2 separate regions of the Homo sapiens genome follow, and region 2 is linked to region 1. A link is an interaction called in ENCODE POLR2A ChIA-PET data of the cell type or tissue named here. Cell type or tissue: Caco-2. All regions are shown on one strand. Links, peaks and the distances in the headings refer to the core of each region. The heading gives the core; the rest is flanking DNA. Region 1 overlaps LRCH3 (leucine rich repeats and calponin homology domain containing 3). Region 2 overlaps DRC9 (dynein regulatory complex subunit 9).

Region 1 (5,381 bases), core at 187-5,186:
AAAAAAAAGCCGGGCGTGGTGGCTCACGCCTGTAATCCCAGCACTTTGGGAGGCCAAGGCGGGTGGATCACGAGGTCAGGGGTTCGAGACCAGCCTGACCAACATGGTGAAACCCCATCTCTACTAAAAATACAAAAATTAGCTGGGCATGGTGGCGGGCGCCTGTAATTCCAGCTACTCAGGAGGCTGAGGCAGGAGAATTGCTTGAACCCGAGAGGCGGAGGCTGCAGTGAGCCAAGATCATGCCACTGCACTCCAGCCTGGGCGACAGAGCAAGACTCTGTCTCAAAAAAAAAAAGAAAAAAACATGTACAAGAAAGGAAATAAAATCAGAGTACATCACTTGAATTGGCAGGGAACAATGTTTACATAATTACAGTAATGTGAACACTGAGTAACAATTTAATCAGAAGTTGTGCTAAAACTACACTGGGAAGATGGGAGGAAAGCAGTAAAGGCATGGTATGGTGACAGTGTAAGGAAACTAAATCCTCATCTATCATCACAATAGGAAGCTGACATAAGTGTCAAAGTTGCCCAAACCAGCAATAGCTATAAAAACATATCAGTTAGAAATATGTCAGCAGTCTGGGCACTGTGGCTCATGCCTGTAATCTCAGCACTTTGGGAGGCTGAGGTGGGTGGATTGCTTGAGTCCAGGAGACCAGCCAGGGGAACATGGTGAGACCCTTGTCTCTACAAAACAATACAAAATTTTCTGGGTGTGATGGTGCATGTCTGCAGTCCCAGCTACTTGGAAGGCTCAGATGGGAGGATGGCTTCAGCCCACAGAGTTCGAGGCTACGGTGAGCTCTGGTCACGCCATGCACTCCAGCCTGGGCAACAGAGTGAGACCCTATCTCAAAAAAAAAAAGAGTCAAAGGAGTTTAATGAAGGTACATACTTTTGGCCATTGAAATTGGTGTGCAGGGAAGTTTGAGGCAGGGGAACGACACTATTTAAGATTCTTGGCTGGGCACGGTGGCTCACGACTGTAATCCCAGCATTTTGGGAGGCTGAGGCAGGCGGATCACGAGGTCAGGAGATCAAGACCATCCTGGGCAACATGGTGAAACCCCGTCTCTACTAAAAATACAAAAAAGGCCGGGCACGGTGGCTCACGCCTGTAATCCTAGCACTTTGGGAGGCTGAGGCAGGCGGATCATGAGGTCAGGAGTTTGAGACCAGCCTGGCCAACATAATGAAACCCCGTCTCTACTAAAAATACAAAAAAAAAAAAAAAAATTAACTGGGCATGGTGGCGGGCACCTGTAATCCCAGCTACTTGGGAGGCAGAGGTTGCAGTGAGCCAAGATCACTCCACTGTACTCCAGCCAGGGCGACAGTGTGAGACTCCGTCTCAAAAAAAAAAAAAGAAGTAAAAATACAAAAATTAGCTGGGTGTGGTGGTGTGTGCCTGTAATGCCAGCTACTCGGGAGGCTGAGGCAGGAGAATGGCATGAACCCAGGAGGTGAAGCTTGCAGTAAGCTGAGATCGCACCACTGCACTCCAGCCTGCGTGACAGAGTGAGACTCCGTCTCAAGAAAAAAAAAAAAAAAAGATTCTTAATATTTTTTAATATTTTTTGAATGATGTAACATATTATTTGGTAAAAATTAATTTTAAATCAAAATGGCAATATAACAAAAGATATATGACATGTACCAAATTGCAATGTTAGAAATTACCAATTAAGTAACACAAACTTCCACACGAACGAATGTAGCTGTTGGAATAAAGCTTCACTTGCTAACTCAGTTCAACTATATGTGCTGAGATTATAAAATAAACTGTTAAAAAAATTGAAACTATTTGTGTGATAAACCATTTTGTCAGCAGTCTACAATCAAAATAAGATACAGAAATAAATTAGTTGATAAAACTATTAAGCTTCCATTGTCATCTGAAATGCTCAATTTTCATTTTGATTAAAACCCTAATATTCTCATTAATTGATTTCACACTAAATATTATTATAGGAGTAAGTCTTTGAAGACCAACCACAGTAGGCGAGTCCTGAGTACAGAGGTAACCCTAGGGAGAAATTTGGGGTTATAAGGTCCTAGAGGTCATGATTTTGGTTTTGCTAACCTTCATTTACATTCCTGAGTTGGTAGCAAACAGAACCAGGAGAAAATAAGGAAGGCCCTGAGGATAAAAAGTGTGAAGGTTCCTGGACAAGCCAAGTGAGAGGAAAGACACGCAAGGTTTTGGTTGCAGTAAGTATATAAAAGTGGACTGAAAAGGTCACGTTCTTACACATTTACTTGGAATCCAAAATGTCAAAGCTCCACTAGTATGTTAGAACTAAATATTATGCTGTATCAAATTGGTATAAATATTTGAATTCCACAGGGAAAGCGAAAACATCATTAGTTAATTCAACATGTATTGTGGCCAGGTGCAGTGGCTCACGCCTATAATCCCAGCACTCTGACAGGCTGAGGCAAGTGGATCTCTTGACCCCAGGAGTTTGAGACCAGCCTGGGCAACAGGGCAAAACCCCGTCTCTACTAAAAATACAAAAAGTAGGTGACATGGTGGCAAGTGCCTGTAGTCTAAGCTACCTGGGAGGCTGAGGTGAGAGGATCACCTAAACCTGAGAGGTCGAGGCTGCAGTGAGCCATGTTCGTGCCACTGCACTCTAGCCTGAGTAATGGGAGTGAGACCCTGTCTCAAAACAAACAAAATATTGATTGTACACTGTAAGTCATATTTTGTCAAAGAACCCAGAAAAGCACTGTCATGAAAATACCTTGAGAAGATTCCTTGTTTTTCTGGAATGTTTACCAATAAATTTCTGTATTTGATTCAAATTAATCTAGAGAATAGTGCAGGGGAAAGTAAATGAGAGCACAGTTGAGACAAGACTTGCCATGAGCTGATGACTCTTACTGCTGGGTGATGAGCAGAAACATATAGGAAGAAATATATATTCTGGATCTCATAAAATAATAGCTCTCATTTTCATCTTCCTTTCTAGCATTCTGTTTCATTAATTTGTGAAAGATTGATAAACTAGACTTCATTAATGTTTAATCATTTTTATCAAATACATATATCAGAGCTTGTAGTCAGCCTAAGTAAATAACCCGTCTCTTAGCGCAGTCTCTCACCCCATTTATCATTCACTCTACACATCACCTCCACATGGTTCATTAGCCTCTGTTTGAACATCTCCAGTGACCGGTTAAGTTCAGGTCAAAGTCCATTTTTAAGTGAGTGCTAACTGCAGAAATGTTTTTCATTATACTACACTATCCCCTTATCCAAACATGTTACATTTCCCCCAAACAGTCATGCTTACTGAAATTTCCAGGGACCCTACCCTGAGTTATTAATTACATCGGTTGACAAGATCTAAAAATAAAATCAAAGGTCAAGAGTTATCAAACCTTTTCATTGAAGAGGCTTTTAAAATCCACAATGGAACAGATAACACTATTAAATAAACCATTAGATTTCAAACACTGGAGGTAACACACACATACTCTCTCACACACACACAAACACACACAGACACACACACACTCTCTCTCTCTCTCCCCACCCCGTTTTTTTAAAAAAGGTCTCTTTCTGGTGCTCAGGCTAGAGTGCAGTGACCCCACCACAGCTCACTGCAGCCTTGGCCTCCTGGGCTCAGGGACTCCTCCCACCTCAGCTTCCTGAGTAGCTGGGACTACAAGAGTGCGCCAGCCCCCTGGGCTAATTTGTTAATTTTCTGTAGAGACAGACTCCCTATATTGCCCAGGCTGGTCTCGAATTCCTGGGTTCAAGCAATCCTCCCTCATCGGCCTCCCAAAGTGTTGGCATTACAGGCAGGAGCCACAGCGCCCAGCCTAGATGTAACCCTTATACATTTTTGTCTTGATTGGTCTGAGAGAGCTTTAAAATAATAAAACAATTATTTCATGGTTTCTTATTTCATAGTTTCTTACCTTCAGGCAAATGTACTAGGTGATTTCTTCTTACATTAAGGTCTCTCAAGGCCTCCAGGTTACCAATTTGGGAAGGTATAGTTTGAATTTCATTGCAGCTCACATCCTATTTCGAAAAGATACAAAATAAAGATTGTCCTAACATTACAAACTTGTCTGCTTTAAACTGTCTATAAAATTAGATATGTTTGGGAGACCTTCTGGTATCTCACTTAATAGCTTAATTCAATGGTTCTGAAAAGAGACTACCTACAGGTTCGAAGATTAATAAATTCAGAATACCATAATTCTGAGATCAGCCAAAATAATTTGTAAACCCATCATTATATGAACAGAGGGAAGCTGCCACATTAACACTTAAAATTCTTCCAATATGACTAAAAGAAAACAATACATTTACTATTTAGAAAAGGCCGCTTGCTGCGGAGTATGGTGGCTCATGCCTGTAATCCCAGCACTCTGGGAAGCCGAGGTGGGTGGATCACGTGAGCCCAGGAGTTTCAGACCAGCGTGGGCAACATGGTAAGGCCTTGTCTCTATTTTCTTTTTTTTAAAAAGAAAAAAGAATAAAAAGAGACCTCTTGCCAAATTTTTCAATAAGCCTCAAACGTTAATTTCCTTAAAGTATCCTTAGAGAAAATACTATTTTTACTTTTCCTACCAATTAATAATTGAAGTAGAATCAGAAGCTAGACTTTTTTTTTTCTTTTTTTTGAGATGGAGTCTCACTGTTGTCACCCGAGCTGGAGTGCAATAGCACGATCTCAGCTCACTGTAACCTCCGTCTCTCGGGTTCCAGCAATTCTCCTGCCTCAGCCTCCCAAGTAGCTGGGATTACAGGCACCCACCACCACACCCAGCTAATTTTTGTATTTTTAGTAGAGATGGGGTTTCATCATGTTGACCAGGCTGGTCTCGAACTCCTGACCTCAGGTGATCCACCTGCCTCAGCCTCCCAAAGTGCTGCGATTACAGGCATGAGCCACCGTGCCCGGCCAGAAGCTAGACTTCTGAGTCCAATGCTCTAGGCATTAAAATGGTTCTAAAAGAAGTTGAAAGGATATAGGTTCAAATCCTAGCTAGAAAAAAAAAAAAAGTTGAAAGCATAGAAAAATCGAGTCTGAGCCAAAAGGTAATAGCAATGTATAATCTCTCAGAAAATACGTATGTTGAAAACAGCAGTTTGCTTTCACTTAATGAAGAGGAAAAAAAGAGCGAACCAACAAGGATGTTGCTGAACAACCATCAGATGGGAATGGAGAGCTTTAGGGACACTCATTCTTTTTTCTTTTTTTTTTTTTTTCCCAGACGGAATCTCACTCTGTTGCCCAGGCTGGAGTGCAGTGGTGTGATCTCGGCTCACTGCAACCTCTGCCTCCCAGGTTCAAGCGATTCTCCTGCCTCAGCCTCCCAAGTTGCTGGGATAACAGGTGCGTGCCACC
Region 2 (5,381 bases), core at 369-5,368, 71 kb before region 1:
AATAAATAAATAAAATAATGTAAATAGAATTGCAAAAAATACCAAATGATGTTATTACCTTGTAGCCAGACCTTTTTGCCTGTCTGGAGCCTGTTCCCTCTTTGTTTTTTTTGTTTGTTTGTTTTTGTTTTTAAGTGTTAACAAGAGGAAGAAAGAGAAGATGTAAGAGATGTGACAGCACCAAACTGACATGTTGTTCTAACATAATCAGATTTTTTTTTTTAAGAGACTGGGTTTCATTCCATTGCCCAGGCTGGAGTGCAGTGGCGTAATCATAGCTCACTGCACCCTCAAATCCTGGGCTGAAGTAATCACCCTGCCTCGGCTCTGAGTAGCTGGGACCACAGGCGCCACCACACCTGGCTAATTAAAAACATTTTTGTAGAGATGGGGTCTCACTATGTTGCTCAGGGTGGCCTCAAACTCCTGGCCTCAAGCAGTCCTCCCACCTCTGCCTTCCAAACTGCTGGGATTACAGGCACAAGCCACCCCGCTCAGTGTAATCGCAATGATTGACTATAGCCATGTTTTTAAAAAATTCTATGCTATGTGCCACCTAAGGAACTTCTCAATGTTTCACTCTTGAGGTGCATCGTCCCCGAGTCTGAAAGTTACACATTTCTGTTCTTTTAGGGGTAACCTTTAAATTTTTTGTTTCTAGAAAGTACACAAATATGGAATGCTTCACGAATCTGTGTGTCACTCTTGCGCAGGAGCCATGCTAATCATCTCTGTATTGTTCCAATTTTGGTATATATGTTACTGAAGTGAGCACAACTCTTAAAATGTTAACATATATTTTTATACTTTTAGAATTTCTCTGTCGAGAGTTAGTCAATGTTTATACCTTCTTTTGCCTTTATTAAGGCAAAGAGACTTCACTTACCTCTTCTCTCGCTCTTCATCCCATGTTGAAGTCATTCACTTTATATGTAAATATATATAGTGATAATATATATGCAGATATTATGTATATATATGCGCATTGTGGGTGGACTTCACAAGGATTATTTCAGCATCACAACAACCCTCTGAGGTTTGTACTATGACTGTAATAGTAATACTGTATTATTGGCTAGGTATAGAATTTTATATATGAGGGAACCAGAAGCTTAGAGAATTTAAGTAAACTTTCTTTCAGTGCCAGAGTTGTGCTCTTTCAACTAGACTATCCTGCCTACTTTGGGATTTTAATTCTGAATTATGATTTATGATTAAAAACTATCACATAGCTTAAATACATGTTTTACTGGTTCTCTTCCATTTCTTAATATATCTCTTTCATTTTATTTTGCTACAGTAGTACATCCTTGAATAACTCTCTCAGAAATATTGAGTATAGTCTTTCTTTCCTTTACATTTGAATGCTGGGTTGGCTATGTGTAGAATCTTTGATTCACATTCACTTGCTTTTCTTTCTTTTTCTTTTTTTTTGAGACGGAGTCTCACTCTGTCACCCAGGCTAGAGTGCTGTGGCGCAATCTTGGCTCACCGCAACCTCTGTCTCCCGGGTTCAAGAGATTCTCCTGCCTCAGCCTCCCGAGTAGCTGGGATTACAGGTGCCGGCTACCATGCCTGGCTTTTTTTTTTTTTTGTAGTTTTAGTAGAGGCAGGGTTTCACCGTGTTAGCCAGGATGGTCTCGATCTCCTGACTCTGTGATCTGCCCACCTCGGCCTCCCAAAGTGCTGGGATTCCAGACGTGAGCCACTGCGCCCGGCCCTACATTCATTTTCTTTTAGAATTTTGAATACATTGTATCCTTCTTGACTAGGATTTAGTGCTGTCAATCAAAGAGAGATCCGATGCTATTCCTTATCCTTCAGACTTTTCTACATACCTTTTGTTTCCTCTTCATTGCAACTTCCCTTATCCAGACATCTAGATTACCCTCCTCCCCCTATTTTTTTTTTTTTTTTTTTTTTTGAGACGGAGTTTTGCTATTATTGCCCAGGCTGGAGTGCAATGGCGCGATCTGGGCTTACCGCAACCTCCGCCTCCTGGGTTCAAGTGATTCTCCTGCCTCAGCCTCCCTAGTAGCTGGGATTACAGGTATGCGCCACCATGCCCAGCTAATTTTGTATTTTTAGTAGAGACGGGGCTTCTCCACGTTGGTCAGACTGGTCTCGAACTCCTGACCACAGGTGATCCGCCCACTTCAGCCTCCCAAAGTGCTGGGATTACAGGCGTGAGCCACCGCGCCTGGCCCCCTATTTTAAAATTCACTAACATACAAGTAAAATGTGTAAGTACTTAGTGTATAGTTTGATGAACAGTTATGTATACACATTCATGTAACCACCACCTGGATAAAGATACAGAGAACATTTACAGCATCCCAAAGTCCCCCTCACCCCCATTCCCAATCAGAAATCCAACTCTCCACCCAGGTAAGTAACTACTGTTCTGCCTTCTCTCACTATGGAATGTTCTGCTTAATCTTGAAACTCGTATAAGTGGAATCATACAGTATACAGCGTTTTGTGTCTGCTGAATGCCATGTTTTCATGTTCTTTCCAAATAGAAACTTGAGGAGAGGCTGGAGTTCTGGATGGAGAAATACGATAAGGACACAGAAATGAAACAGAATGAACTAAATGCTCTCAAAGCCACAAAGGCCAGTGACTTAGCACACCTTCAAGACCTGGCAAAGATGGTAAGGAAGGAATTAGGGCGCTCACTGAGGACAGAGTGAAAGGAATTAGGGTGCTCACTGAGGAGGGAGTGGAAGGAATTAGGGCACTCACTGAGGAGGGAGTGGAAGGAATCAGGGTGCTCACCGAGGAAGGAGTGGCAAATAGGCCACAGTAGCTGGGTATTGCTATTTGGGGTCAAAAGTAGAGGTGCGCTTATAAGCCACCAGGATTCTTTTTAGATGCTGCTGCTGCTGACGGGGACAGCTGCAGTAGCTAACTTACGTAGTGCCTACTCTGTCCAAGGTGCTACCCACACAGCCCCTTGAGACAGATACTGTGATTATTCTTAGTTTATGACCTCTGGAGAGAGTCAGTGATGATTTCTAACAAGCTTGTGATTATGGTTTCATTATGGAATAAATGCAGAACTTCCTAAATTTCTTTCAAAAGTCAGCTACTGCTGGGCATGGTGGCTAACGCCTATAATCCCAGCACTTTGGGAGGCCGAGGCGAGCAGATCAGTAGAGATCAGGAGTTTGAGACCAGCCTGGGTAACATGGCAAAACCCTATCTCTACTAAAAATACAAAAATTAGCCATGCATGGTGGCACGTGGCTGTAATTCCAGCTATTCAGGAGGCTGAGGCACAAGAATCACTTGAACCCAGAAGGCGGAGGTTGCAGTGAGCCAACACTGCGCCACTGCACTCCAGCCTGGGTGACAGACAGAGTGAGACTCTGTCTCAAAACAAACAAACAAACAAAAAAGACAGCTGACTACTTGTGTATGTACATTCTCCCAAAGTTTAAAAAACAATCCATATTATTTTGAGATCATTGATCACACATTAATTCATATTTCATTTTTTATAAAAGATAGAATTTAAATTTGAATTATTAAAACTGAAAAAGTTTTGGGAACAATTATAAAGTTAATATGTGAATATTTACCATCTAGGAATCTATTACATTTTTTTCTTTGGTTTATCTTTAGATTGAGCATGTTTTATTTTGAAATTTTATATTAAAAGTGCAGGGCTGGCTGGGCTACAGCTTAGCCAAGAGAGTACTATAATAAATGATGAATGTCTATCTTTGCAGATAAGAGAGTATGAACAGGTCATCATTGAAGATCGTATAGAAAAGGAGAGGAGCAAGAAGAAGGTAAAACAGGATCTCTTGGAATTAAAGAGCGTTATAAAGGTAAAGAACCATAATCAGTATCTCGCCACAGCTGGCTTAACACTGAGGAACACAAAAGCATTTCCAATTCATTATCAAACACATCTCAGTATATCAAGGAACTGCAGATCTGAGAAGAAGCATGGACTTTTGTTATTATTAGAATTTGCCAACAGTCCATGGTGCAGGGAGACAGTTAACATAGAAAAGGACGTGCCCCCAGCTCTTCATCTGGGGAAAAAGAGGTGGTTAGCAGCGGAAGCAAAACCTAGGCCAAGAGACGAAATATCAGATTACTATGTCTAACCAAAACCAGCTCTTGACAGAATGATTCTTTTTAATATCCTTCTACTTCTTAAAATCCTGCTTATACATCAGCCCAGACTATCTGCTGGGTTCTGATACAAGCTGCTTAGGTGGGAAGGATAAGCAGCAAGTTAGAAAAAAATAGAGATATTTTAGTTTTATGTGAACTTGTGTGTCTCAGTGATGATGAAACTGGCAGGTCACAGATCACGTGAAATACTCGCAAGCAAAAACTGAAAGCTGGACGGCACCTGTCTGGAGCTGGCCCTTCTCTCTGAAGGTCGAGGCCCTAGTGGGTACACTGTAGTTTGGGTTGTATATTAGGGTGATCTAAAATAGTTAAGTTTTATACCACATTCTGGACCAGGTATCCAGACCCAAAGTTGGGCTTCCCATAAGGAGTCAGATGTGTAAGTAGCAAGTATTTATCAAGTTTCAATGGTGTTTCCCCATAAAACTTGTCAGTATTCCTGAATTTACAACAAACATGTTAAGAACGAGCTGAAGAGCACGTTTGCTTTCTTTTCACTAGTGGATTTGCTTCCAGTCTTTAGGGTTTAGTCTGACTTTAAAGCAGTAGAGACCGTATTGAGAACAACTGTTATCTAAAACCAAGATATTCAAGAAAGCTAACTAAATCTTTTTTAAAAGTACTAGGACAACTGATCTTTTAAGCAATCACTAAAGATATGAAATGCACAAGCAAGCCTATGAAAGTCATCTAGACTTATCTGTGCTTTTCTTTTTTTTTTTTTTGAGACAGCATCTCACTTTGTCACTCAGGCTGGAGTGCAGTGGCGCAATCTCTGCTCACTGCAACCTCTGCTTCCCGGGCTCAAGAGATCCTCCTGCCTCAGCCTCCCAAACAGCTGGGACTATAGGCACAAGCCACCAGGCCTGACTAATTTTTTTTCTTTTTTGTATTTTTGTAGAGACAGGGTCTTGCCATGTTGCCCAGGCTGGTCTCAAACCCTTGAGCTCAAAGTGATCTGCCCACCTCAGCCTCCCAAAGTGCTGGGACTACAGGCATGAGCCACCGCACCTGGCATTATCTGTGCATTTTTGGCCGAGTGCTTTTGCCCTTGGCCCAGGTAACTAACATTCTTTTTGGTTCAAATAGCTGTTAAGTATGGGGAACCTGGACTTTCCTCAAGGAAAGCAGTATAAGGAAGTCAGATTTCTACGGGTGAAGAAAAAATAGGTCAAATCAGATTCCTTTTCTTTATTTTTACTTGAGAACTTCACTCTTGAGTCCATGGC

The links. ChIA-PET counts read pairs that join two places held together with the same protein. Peaks named below come from ENCODE experiments on the same cell type or tissue, not always from the same donor. Only the 100,000 strongest peaks of a DNase experiment are listed, where the experiment ranks them.
Region 2: POLR2A ChIA-PET joins it to region 1 with 7 read pairs; 5 of 35 experiments call an interaction of 5 or more read pairs at or near these places.

Annotation. Positions count from the first base shown.
Region 1 is chr3:197,818,989-197,824,369 of GRCh38, reverse strand. It overlaps LRCH3 (leucine rich repeats and calponin homology domain containing 3), which reads right to left. Exons shown (of 21, transcript NM_001365715.1): 4 at 3,940-4,045. Among named protein-coding and RNA genes, the nearest start is that of LRCH3, 30 kb to the right of the region's middle. In Caco-2, for the core only: no CTCF peak of the experiment used is centred there; DNase peaks (open chromatin) are centred at 3,159 and 3,599.
Region 2 is chr3:197,889,901-197,895,281 of GRCh38, reverse strand. It overlaps DRC9 (dynein regulatory complex subunit 9), which reads left to right. Exons shown (of 12, transcript NM_032263.5): 10 at 2,523-2,654; 11 at 3,735-3,836. It also overlaps the pseudogene RNU6-858P. Among named protein-coding and RNA genes, the nearest start is that of RPL35A, 58 kb to the left of the region's middle. In Caco-2, for the core only: no CTCF peak of the experiment used is centred there; no DNase peak of the experiment used is centred there.